Regions from separate parts of the Homo sapiens genome. Here all the other regions are linked to region 2. A link is a contact called in ENCODE Hi-C or POLR2A ChIA-PET data. All regions are on one chromosome and are shown on one strand. The core of a region is the stretch at or near the end of the contact, and the rest is flanking DNA. Distances in the headings are between cores, read along the strand shown.

Evidence for each region. A loop is a pair of places that touch in the nucleus more often than their neighbours do. ChIA-PET counts read pairs that join two places held with the same protein, here RNA polymerase II (POLR2A). Pooled maps may share reads with other maps.
Region 1: a loop to region 2 is called in a map of Right ventricle myocardium inferior, with 2.2 times the contacts of the local background. The contact joins two enhancer-like sites. A Hi-C loop is called at or near these places in 3 of 168 maps with a recorded cell type or tissue (A673, Right ventricle myocardium inferior and endodermal cell) and 2 of 50 pooled maps. POLR2A ChIA-PET finds 5 or more read pairs at or near these places in 2 of 52 experiments (GM12878 and PC-3).
Region 3: a loop to region 2 is called in a pooled map, with 2.3 times the contacts of the local background. The contact joins the promoter of LINC02628 here to the enhancer-like site in region 2. A Hi-C loop is called at or near these places in 1 of 37 single-sample maps with no recorded cell type and 2 of 50 pooled maps.

Annotation. Positions count from the first base shown.
Region 1 is chr10:33,799,185-33,802,370 of GRCh38, reverse strand. No RefSeq gene overlaps it. Among named protein-coding and RNA genes, the nearest start is that of LINC00838, 28 kb to the right of the region's middle. Within about 2 kb of position 1,595, at least 7 of the 41 ENCODE cell types and tissues checked have a DNase peak (open chromatin) inside an H3K27ac peak, as active enhancers do.
Region 2 is chr10:33,717,514-33,721,189 of GRCh38, reverse strand. No RefSeq gene overlaps it. Among named protein-coding and RNA genes, the nearest start is that of LINC00838, 53 kb to the left of the region's middle. Within about 2 kb of position 1,754, at least 3 of the 41 ENCODE cell types and tissues checked have a DNase peak (open chromatin) inside an H3K27ac peak, as active enhancers do.
Region 3 is chr10:33,599,695-33,602,884 of GRCh38, reverse strand. LINC02628 (long intergenic non-protein coding RNA 2628) reads left to right here and starts at 1,855. Exons shown (of 4, transcript NR_187516.1): 1 at 1,855-1,902.

The sequences.
Region 1 (3,186 bases), core at 346-2,845, 81 kb before region 2:
TAGGTCTCTTCAAGCCTCAGTCTTCAAGCTGTCTAGAAAGTGCTGCTTTCAAATATGAAGGGCAAAAGTTTCAATTGGCCTGCTTTCTCTGGCCTTCTGTTATTTCCAGGTGCTGATTCTCAGTGCAAAAACTCCAATTTACTCGTGTAATTACCCAATTTATATGCACAAAGGTGGGCTGCCACTCACAAAAATTAATGCAGCCCCAAATACTGCAGGTGAGGCCAGTTCTTATGTGATTCTTACTTAACTCATTCAGACCTGGCTAGGAATTTCACTGGCTAAATTATTTAAGTTATGCCACATATCTTAATTTTATGTTAGTTCCTTGATGTGGCCCTAATCTGATTTGTCCTCAGGTGAATCTAGATTTGACTTTACAGGCAGCGGTGAGCTTCAGTGACTTCTTCAGAAGGGTGATGTGATGCTGCTGGAATGTTTACACAATGAATGATTGACTGAGACACATGAGGAGGCCATCACCACTGAAGCAATGAGTACTGGCTGGAACATGGCCTGGAGATCTGGAAGGGGTGGTAGGTGGGTAAGAAAAGGACTTGTTTCTCAAGAAAGTTGGTCATACTCAGGTTGACTGAGATGATTCTAAGAGTCTCAAACTGCCTAAGAAAATAATACGGGTTGTCTTTGACTAGAGGGAGAAGTGATTTAAGCGTTCTTGTGTAAAGACATTAAGCTTGGTAAGGACATGGGCTTTGATGGAGGGGACCACACCTCATTCATTTCTATTATTATTATTATTATGAGACAGTGTCTCTCTCTGTTGCCCAGGCTGGAGTGCAGTGGTGCAGTCTCAGCTCACTGCAGCCTTGAATTTCTGGGCTCAGGCAATCCTCCCATCACAGCCTCCTGAGTAGCTGGGACCACAGGCACATGCCACCAGGCCCAGCTAATTTTCTGTATTCTTAGTAGAGATGAGGTCTTGCCATGTTGCTCAGGCTAGTCTTGAACTCCTGGGCTCACGTGATCAGCCTGCCTGCCTCTGCCTCCAAAAGTGCTGGGATTACAGGTGTGAGCCACTGTGCCTAGCATCCTGTAGTTTTTTTATACAGTATTTTGACCTGAGTGCATAGATGTTCAATCAGATATTTGGTGGATAATTGACTAAGTAACATGGGAACATCTGAACAATAGGATTAGAAGGCAAAGCAGGTCCAGGATGGCTGAGTCAGGTTTTGGTATTGAAGTTTTATATGACTGACAATTTTAACTATGTAAGATGGCCAGTGAGTAAAAGATATGTAAAAACAGCATGTTCCAAGGAATATTCTTCTCTGACAGATTTCTATCTGTCTGGGTTACTTGATCTGGTTGGTTGTCTCTGGGTGGCTGGCTTTTCCTTACCCTACCATTATGCTAACAGCAAGAGAAAGTGGAGTTCGGTGCCTCTAAACCTGGACTGGTATGGCTGTTAGGAGGCAGGAGGAAAATGATTTTACCTGCCATTGAAAATGGTAAAGTCATACTCATGAAGCCCCATTAAGGCAGGACCGTCCTTTGCCCTGAATGTGATTCTGCAGCCAGACTGTGCACGCAGGTACCCAGTGATGACAAGGGGACCCTGACAGCTAGGCAAATGACAATCAGGTGGATACCATAAGCCTGAAGTTACGCAATGTTCATATCTGCCCCGAGTTTACTTCTATTAAAAGCTGCTGCATACCCATAGTATGTGTCTATCTTTGTGCCTGGCAAGATTTTTTTAAGCTCTTAAAATGACTTGCCATTTAGGTAGGCAAGGCTCCAAATAATGAAACTGGAAACCAGAGGCTGGCTTCGTGTTTTGAGTGGCCTGCAAAGAGGAAATTTCCCCTTCTCTCCTCTCTCCTTTCTCTCATCTCTTTCTCATTTTTCCTTTTGGATTATCATCATGCAGTCTTCGTGTGCCGCTCATTTATTCAACAATCTGTATACATTTAACATCCAATGATTAATGATTTCCCTGACAAATTTAAGGAGACAATTGCACTAAAACTCCTCTGATATCTATAGCATATTTAAAAGTCTCATTTAGGCCGACTGTAGTGGCTCACGCCTGTAATCCTAGCACTTTGGGAGTGTGAGGTGTGAATCACTTGAGGCCAGGAGTTCGAGACCAGCCTGGTCAACATCGTGAAACCTCGTCTCCACTAAAAATACAAAAATTAGCCGGGTGTGGTGGTGGGTGCCTGTAATATCAACTACTCAGGAGGCTGAGACAGAAGAATCACTTGCACCTGAGAGGAGGAGGTTGCAGAGCCAAGGTTGTGCCACTACACTCCAGCCTGGGCTACAGACCAAGACTCTGTCTCAAAATAAATAAATAAATAAATAAATGTCTAATTTAACAGTAACATCCTTGGCTTTTGATGCTTTTTTATTGCCTTATTATTATTATTTTTTGCATCAACTCAGGATCAGCTGCAATCTTTTCTGCTTCTTCTCTGGTTCTCCATATCTGTGGGCTTCCCTGGCTCCTTTTGAAGGGAAGCATGGTAATGAGAGAGGGTAATGTACAAAGGTCAGAATGTGCCCTTTTTGCTCTGGCAAGCCAAAAATGTTAACGTGACTGGTGGTGCTAAAAAGCAAGCTCCCAAATTGGCCTGTTAATCTTCACTGGTCACGTTTGAGGAATTTTCTCTATCCCACTTTCCTGATAGGGAAAGTGAATTCCAAACCCGAGGCCAATACTTTCAAGGTTATGGGAAAAGTAAATACTTTAGTGTCTGCAAATAATCCTTTCTTGCTGCAAGAAAAATGTACCTATTAATAAAATAAAAATTGTTGTGCAAATATTTCTTTAAAGAGAGACAATAAAAATGTCAAAGTGTTTTATATAAAGGCCTCCAGCCCATTGTAAATGTCCTGAGTGACTACTAATGCTGTATTAACCCCAGAGAAAACTGCTTGTAGGACATGAGCTCAGGAGTTCTGGGCTCTGGGAAGCACGGTTTGAGCTGAGACCCTCTCAGCTTATATAAAAGATAAGTGGAAGGTGGCCTCCTTTCAGGAGGGACACATCTCTCCTTTGCTTCAAAGTGGTTTAATATGAAATATATTTGGCCTTTGCCCCTGGTTCCTGATACTGAGTTCCTAAACCCTGGTAATTTCCTGAGTGATAGGAATGTCTTTTGTTATTCATAATGAACCCCTTTTGATCACACCTAAGTTTATGTTAATGAGGTAACT
Region 2 (3,676 bases), core at 505-3,004:
TCGAAATCTATGCTGTCTTTGCAAGATGCCTCACTGCCAGAATCTCTGAAGCTCTCTGGCTCTATTAAGCCAAAAGGCACTCAAGGTAATTCCTGCAGAGTAGTGCCTCTCGACTTTGACTGTACATGAGAATCATCTGGAATCTTTTAAAGCCCCTGGTGCTCAGGCTGTACCCCAAAATAATTGAATTCAAATCTCTTGGGTGGATTCCTTGCATCGGTGTTATCTTAGGGTTCCAGGTGATTCCGATGTGCTGGTTGAGAAATTGTGCTTGCTATGAAGAACCCCTGTTATTCACAGAACAGAGAGACCAACACGCATATTCCAAACCTTTTCTCCCTTCCCTTTGACAGTAATATGAAGGCCTTTAATTTATATTAATATGATCTGTCTTCATAGTATGCAGTCAAGTAGAAAAATCTGAGTTATGAGCCAGAACATCAGAGTGCAGTCCAAGCTCTTCACCAAAAAGCTGTTACTTTTATGCTGTTTCACCTCTCTGCACTATAATTTCCACACCTGAAAACTGAAGGTAAGAGCCTTGAAGGGCTCTAACATTCTTTGTGTTGTACACTGTTTGCCAAGGCTATGCTAAGTGCTATGCTAAGCATGGAACAGACTCATGCTGTTCCACGAGTCTGGAGTGCCCATTTGATGACACAGCAATGTACAATCATCTTGTTACCCATAGAGGGTGTCCAGGTTCTTGGTGTTTTGAACAATGAATTAGGCAAAATGCATAAACAAAGCAAGGAAAGAATGAAGCAACAAAAGCAGAGATTGAAAACAAAAGTACACTCCACAGGGTGGGAGCAGGCTGAGCAGCCATTCAAGGGCCCAGGATACAGAATCTTCTCAGGTCCAAATACCCCCTTAGAGGTCTTCCATTGGCCACTTGGTGTTCACCCCATGTAAATGAAGTGTGCCAATCGGTCTGATTGGTTGTGGAAAGCAAACAATCAGAGGCTAAAGTGAAGTTACAAAGTTGCACTTCTATGCAAAGGAAGACTTGGCTCACAATTGGTTGCTTTCCCCAACCAATCAGAGGCAGAAGTAAAGTTACAAAGTTACACTCCTATGCAAACATCTGATTGCTTGCAAAAAGCAACCAATCAGAAGTACTTTCAATTTCCCATCTGCCACACAGAAAAGGTGAGGGTTTGCAAGGGAAGTAGCCTCTGGTCCTTATGTTACTTAGGCATGGAAAGTTAGGGTTTTCCTTTCAATTTAGTTCCAGGAAGTCAGTGTGAAAGGGCCTTAGGTTCCCTGGCTCCAGACCCTTATTCCCCTGCCTCAGTCTGATGAGCCATGTACCCACTCAGCATGTGGGGATAAAGAGATCTATTTCCGATTGAAGCTCCACATTGTTCACTGCAGAGCCTCCTTAGGCATAGTAGGCACTTACTTTTTTGGGCTGAATGAACGTACACTTTAGATGATTTTTCCCTGGGGTACTGATGAGCCAATTACACAAACAGAGTGAACAGTCTGGTTAAAGTCAGCACAGTTAGATGCAGGCCTTTCCCAGGACAGCCAGCTGCCTCTCTGCCACCTCTGTCCCAGATAACCAGAAGAGTCTGGATGGCTGTTGTGGCATATGGCATAAGGCTGGTGATGAGGTCTTTGGATGCCGGGCCTCAGCTGACCTCACCATGATGCACACAGGGACTCCCAATATGCAGCCTGTCCTCATCAGACTAGCTCAAGACCTAGGTGCAGCTGAGGCTACCAGTGGAAATCGTCAGAACCCACAGCTGCTTCAGGATGGTGAGGGCAGTGAATGGCCCAGGAGACTGGATCCTCGCCTATATTTGCTGCCAACGAGCTGTATGACCTTGAGGACAAAAATCTCTTTGTACATTAGTTTTCTTATCTTTAAAATAAGCTGCCTGGCTCATGTGATTCTAAGATCCTTTTCAAATCTAAAACAGTAGGAAAGCACGTTTTCTTTGGAAAGCCATCCTCGTTATTACTCAATGCCCTGTTCTTTTCAAGGCCTTGACAATAGATTTTGTGATTATTTCCTCAGTCTTTTCCCCCTAACTTCCTATGTAGCGAAGTTAAACTTAGAAGCCCAGGGTTTTTCAGGGTCACTCCTTTTTCCATTTAGAAAAAGAAACCAAGTTGTTCCATTCCTGCTTCGGTCAAATCATTTACCCTTCAAAAAATCTTGAAAATGATAGCTGATGATCCTGAAATTACTCTGAACATGTTCTTAAGTGTATATAGTTCAAGTTGTTGGGACCTCGAATGGATTTTAACTGTTTCTCTTATTTTGGTTCATTTCTCTTTCTTCTATTATAGGGCTGCCCCACAGTCTTATAGAGACTGAGGTAGAATATAGTGATTTTTTCGTGTCATCTGTCAGTCTCTGAATGCAGTTTCCCCAGTCTCTTAATGCAGTTTCTCCAAGCTCTGTTCCCTGCCCAGGGGCAACAGCATTACCTGGGAACTTGTAAGAAATGCAAATCATCAGGCTGTCCCAGACCACAGAATCATTGTCAGTGTTTTTTGTTTGTTTGTTTGTTTGTTTGGAGCTGGAGTTTCGCTCTTGTTGACCAGGCTGGAGTGCAATGGCATGATCTTGGCTCACCGCAATCTCCACATCCTGGGTTCAAGCCATTCTTCTGCCTCAACCTCCCGAGTAGCTGGGATTATAGACATGTGCCACCACACCCAGCTAATTTTGTATTTTTAGTAGAGATGGGGTTTCTCCATGTTGGTCAGGGTGATGTCGAACTCCTGACCTCAGGTGATCTGCCTGCCTCAGCCTCCCAAAGCGCTGGGATTACAGGCGTGATTCACTGCGCCTGGCCGGTTGTCTGTGTTTTAAGATGATTCTGATGCATGCTAAATTTGAGAATTTAAGAACTACTGCTCTAATAAAAGGTAACATTTCTTCTTACCCTTCTCATTCCTAATGTATTTCTTTATTTCCTTATATAATATGTTAACAGACTATGAGATTATTTCTTTTTAAATCTTTTGAAAATGAAGTTCTATTTTCTCCATTGACTTTTCTTATTCGGACTCTAAAAGACCTATTAATTTCTCTTCTTATTTGTTGAATGGCTTAGTTTTCTCTTTTGCTGGCTTTCGCATAGAATGAGTTTATTACTTGGCATGAATTAAATGAAATGCAATCACATAGGTGGCCTATGAATACTTTTTCTACAACTCTAGAGTCTTCCTGCTCCAAATGTGGTCCTAGGCCAGCAGCACCAGCATCACTTGGAGCTGGCTGGGACTGCAAAACCTCCATCTGCACCCCGGTTCCACTGAATCTGCAATTTTTTTTTTTTTTTTTTGAGACAGAGTCTTGCTTTGTCACCCAGGTTGGAGTGCAGTGGTGCAATCTCTGCTCACTGCAACTTCTGCCTCCCGAGTTCAAAAGATTCTCCTGCCTTAGCCTTCTGAGCAGCTGAGATTACAGGCATGCACCACCACACCCAGATAAATTTTTGTATTTTTAGTAGAGATGGGGTTTTACCACGTTGGCCAGGCCGGTCTCAGACTCCTGACCTCAAGTGATCCACCTGCCTCAGCTTCCCAAAGTGCTGGGATTACAGGCGTGAGCCACAGCTCTCATCCTGAATCTGCACTTTAACAAGATCTCCAGGTGATTAATCTGCAGATTAAAGTTTGAGATGCACTGCTCTAGAAGAATATTTCAGAC
Region 3 (3,190 bases), core at 606-3,105, 120 kb after region 2:
AGTGAACCTTCAGAGGGCAAAGGGAAAGTTTTCCCTTGGCCCCTACAGTCGGTTGTGTGTTTCTAGAAATTCCATTTCTTCTAGGTTATTCAGTTTGTTGTCATATAATCGTTCGTGGTCGTCTTTTATGATCCTTTGCATTTTGTGATATCAGGTGTAATGCCTCCTTTTTCATTTACAATTTTATTTATTTGAGTCTTCTCTATCTCTTTAAGTTAGTTTAGCTAAGAGAGCCAATTCCATGTATCTTTTCAAAAAACCAACTGTTAACTTTATTGATCTTTTCTATTGTTTTTCTAGTCCCCATTTTATTTATTTATGCTCTGATCTTTATTATTTCCTTCCTCCTGTTAACTTCGGACTTAGTTTATTGTTCTTTTTCTACTTCCTTGTAAAGATTTTTATTTGCCACATTTCTTTTCTCTTAATGGAGGCATTTATAGCTATAAGCTTCCCTCTTAGAACTGTTTTTACTGTATCCCATAAATCTTGGTATGCTGTATTTCCATTTTTGTTTACCTCAAGGTATTTTCATATTTCCCTTTTGATTTTTTCTTTGACTAATTAATTAGTTGTTCAAGAGTGTGTTGTTTCTTTTCCACATATTTGTGAATTTTTCAATCTTCATTCTGTTATTGATTTCTACTTTCATACTATTGTGGTTGGAAAGGATACTTGATATGACTTCAATCTTCTTCGATTTGTTAAGACTCATTTTGTGGCCTAACATATGTTCTATTTTGGAGTATATTCTGTGTGCTGTTTAGAAGAATGCGCGCTCTGCTGTTGTTGGATAGAATGTTCTATATATGTCTTTCAGATCCATTTGGTCTAATGCGTTGTTCAAGTCCACTGTTTCCTTATTGATTTTCTTTCTGAATGATCTAGTCATTGTTGAAAGTGTGGTATTAAAGTCCCCAACTATTACCGTGTTGCTGTCTATTTCTCTCTTCAGTTCTGTTAATATTTGTTTTATATATTTAGATGCTCTGAAGTTGGGTACATATGTATTTACAATTCATCATTGTATCCTCTTGATGAACTGGCCCTTTGATCATTATATGATGACTTTATCTCTTTTACAGTTTTTCACTTAAAGTCTAGTTTGCCTGATATATGCATGGCCACCTCTGCTCTCTTTTGGTTACAATTTGCATAGAATGTATTTTTCTATTCCTTTAGCTTTCAGCCTATGTGTATTCTTAAAGCTAAAGTGAATCTTCTGTAGTCAGTATATTGCTGAATTTTGTTTCTTAAATCTCTTCAGTCTTTCTATGTTTTATGATTGGATAATTTAATCTATTTATATTTAAAGTAATTATCAATAGGTAAGGCCTTATCACTGTCATTTTGTTGATTGTTTTCTGCTTGTTTTGTAGTTTGTTCCATTGTTTCTCTGTAGTTCTCCTTTATGATTTAATTTTTTGTTTGTTTGTTTGTTTGTTTGCTACTTTGAGACGGAATCTCACTTTGTCACCAGGCTGGAGTGCGGTGGTGTAATCTCAGTTCACTGCAACCTCTGCCTTCCCGGTTCAAGCGATTCTCCTGCCTCAGCCTCCTGAGTAGCTGGGATTACAGGCTGTTAGAAATGCTTGTTCCCTGGTGCCATAAAGAAATAGGACTTGAACATAAATTTAATTTCCTCAGCAAGGCCATTTGTCTTTCTGCAGAAAGTGTACACTCGCCAGCGGTTTTGCCATGACGAGTACACCAAACAAAGGAGACAGGGTCATTTATAACCTGACACGTCCACCCTACTGCTGTGTCCGATTTCCATTGGCTGGAATGGGACCTCACATTCTGTATTTGTCCCGATTGGCTAGCAACTTAGAATTTTTAAAAAGAGACAAAGGCAGAGGAGAACAAAGGAAGGAGCAAGTAACTTGTGGAATGCTGAGAAAGGTAAAAACACCTTCAAACAATGAGGAAGAACAGGCTGTGACCTAATGCTTTCTTGAACCAGTATAAGCCTGTCAGGGCAAATATTTAGGCTAAATAGTGGGAGCTAAGAACATAAAGTACATTGATTTCTTTATTACGGCTAGCAGATATTGAAGAATGTTAGCACAGATCTTTGAATAAATTTTGCTTCTAGGAGAAGTTACTATTTATTCCTAATTAGATGGGGAGGAAAGTCTCTTTGAAGAGGAACATCTACTTTACTTTTTACACAGGTGCCTGCCACTGTGCCCGGCTAATTATTGTATTTTTAGTAGACATGGGGTTTCACCATCTTGGCCAGGCTGGTCTCAAACTTCCTGACTTCATGATCGACCTGCCTTGGCCTCCCAAAGTGCTGAGATTACAGGCGTGAGTCACAGTGCCTGGCCTGATTTTTTTTTTATAGTGGTATGCTTAGATTCCTTTCTCTTTATCTTTTGTTTTTCTACTAGAGATTTTTGCTTTCTGATTACCATGAGTCTTAAATAACAATCTTGTAAAAGCTTGTTTTAAGCTGATAACCACTTAACTTTGATCACATATAAAAACTACAATTTTACTCCCCCCTTACATTTTATGTCATCGATGTCATAATTTACTCTTTTTATATTGCACATCTATTAAAAGTTATTGTAGTTATATTTATTGTTATACTCATAGAGCTGTGTCTCCTTTGTAGCACTTACCTCGTATACAATTTTATATTCTCTTATGTCATATTTGATTAGACTATGAGTTCCATGTTTCATGAAAGCACAGAATGTGACATTTTTGTTAACTATTAAATTTCCAGCACCAAGCATAGTACTTACTACAGAGTAGTTGCTTAATATATAATTATTGAATCAGTAAATCAATAGTGATTGCATTAGTGTGTAATTGGCTGTTTAATGTCCATTTTATCTCCATAAGGGCAGGAACATCTGTCTTTTTCAACAATGCATTTTTGGGGCATAATGCTAAGTAAATGATCCTCAATATAAATGTGCTGAATGAAAGAATTAATGGATGAATGAATAAAAGTGAATTGTGACTACCTAGGAACTATGGAAAAGATGAAAAGAGAGTTCAGGCAGTTGGCTTAAGGTGAGATGCAGCTTTGGCATTTAACAACCAAAGCCCAGACCATCCCCTGGCAGTGACCCACTCTCTCAGCTTTTACCTGTACTTCAACAGGGCATCCAGTACTTCAGTCTAAAGAAATTCAGTCCATCATTTAGGGCTTCCAAGGAGACCAAGGAAGAGATAC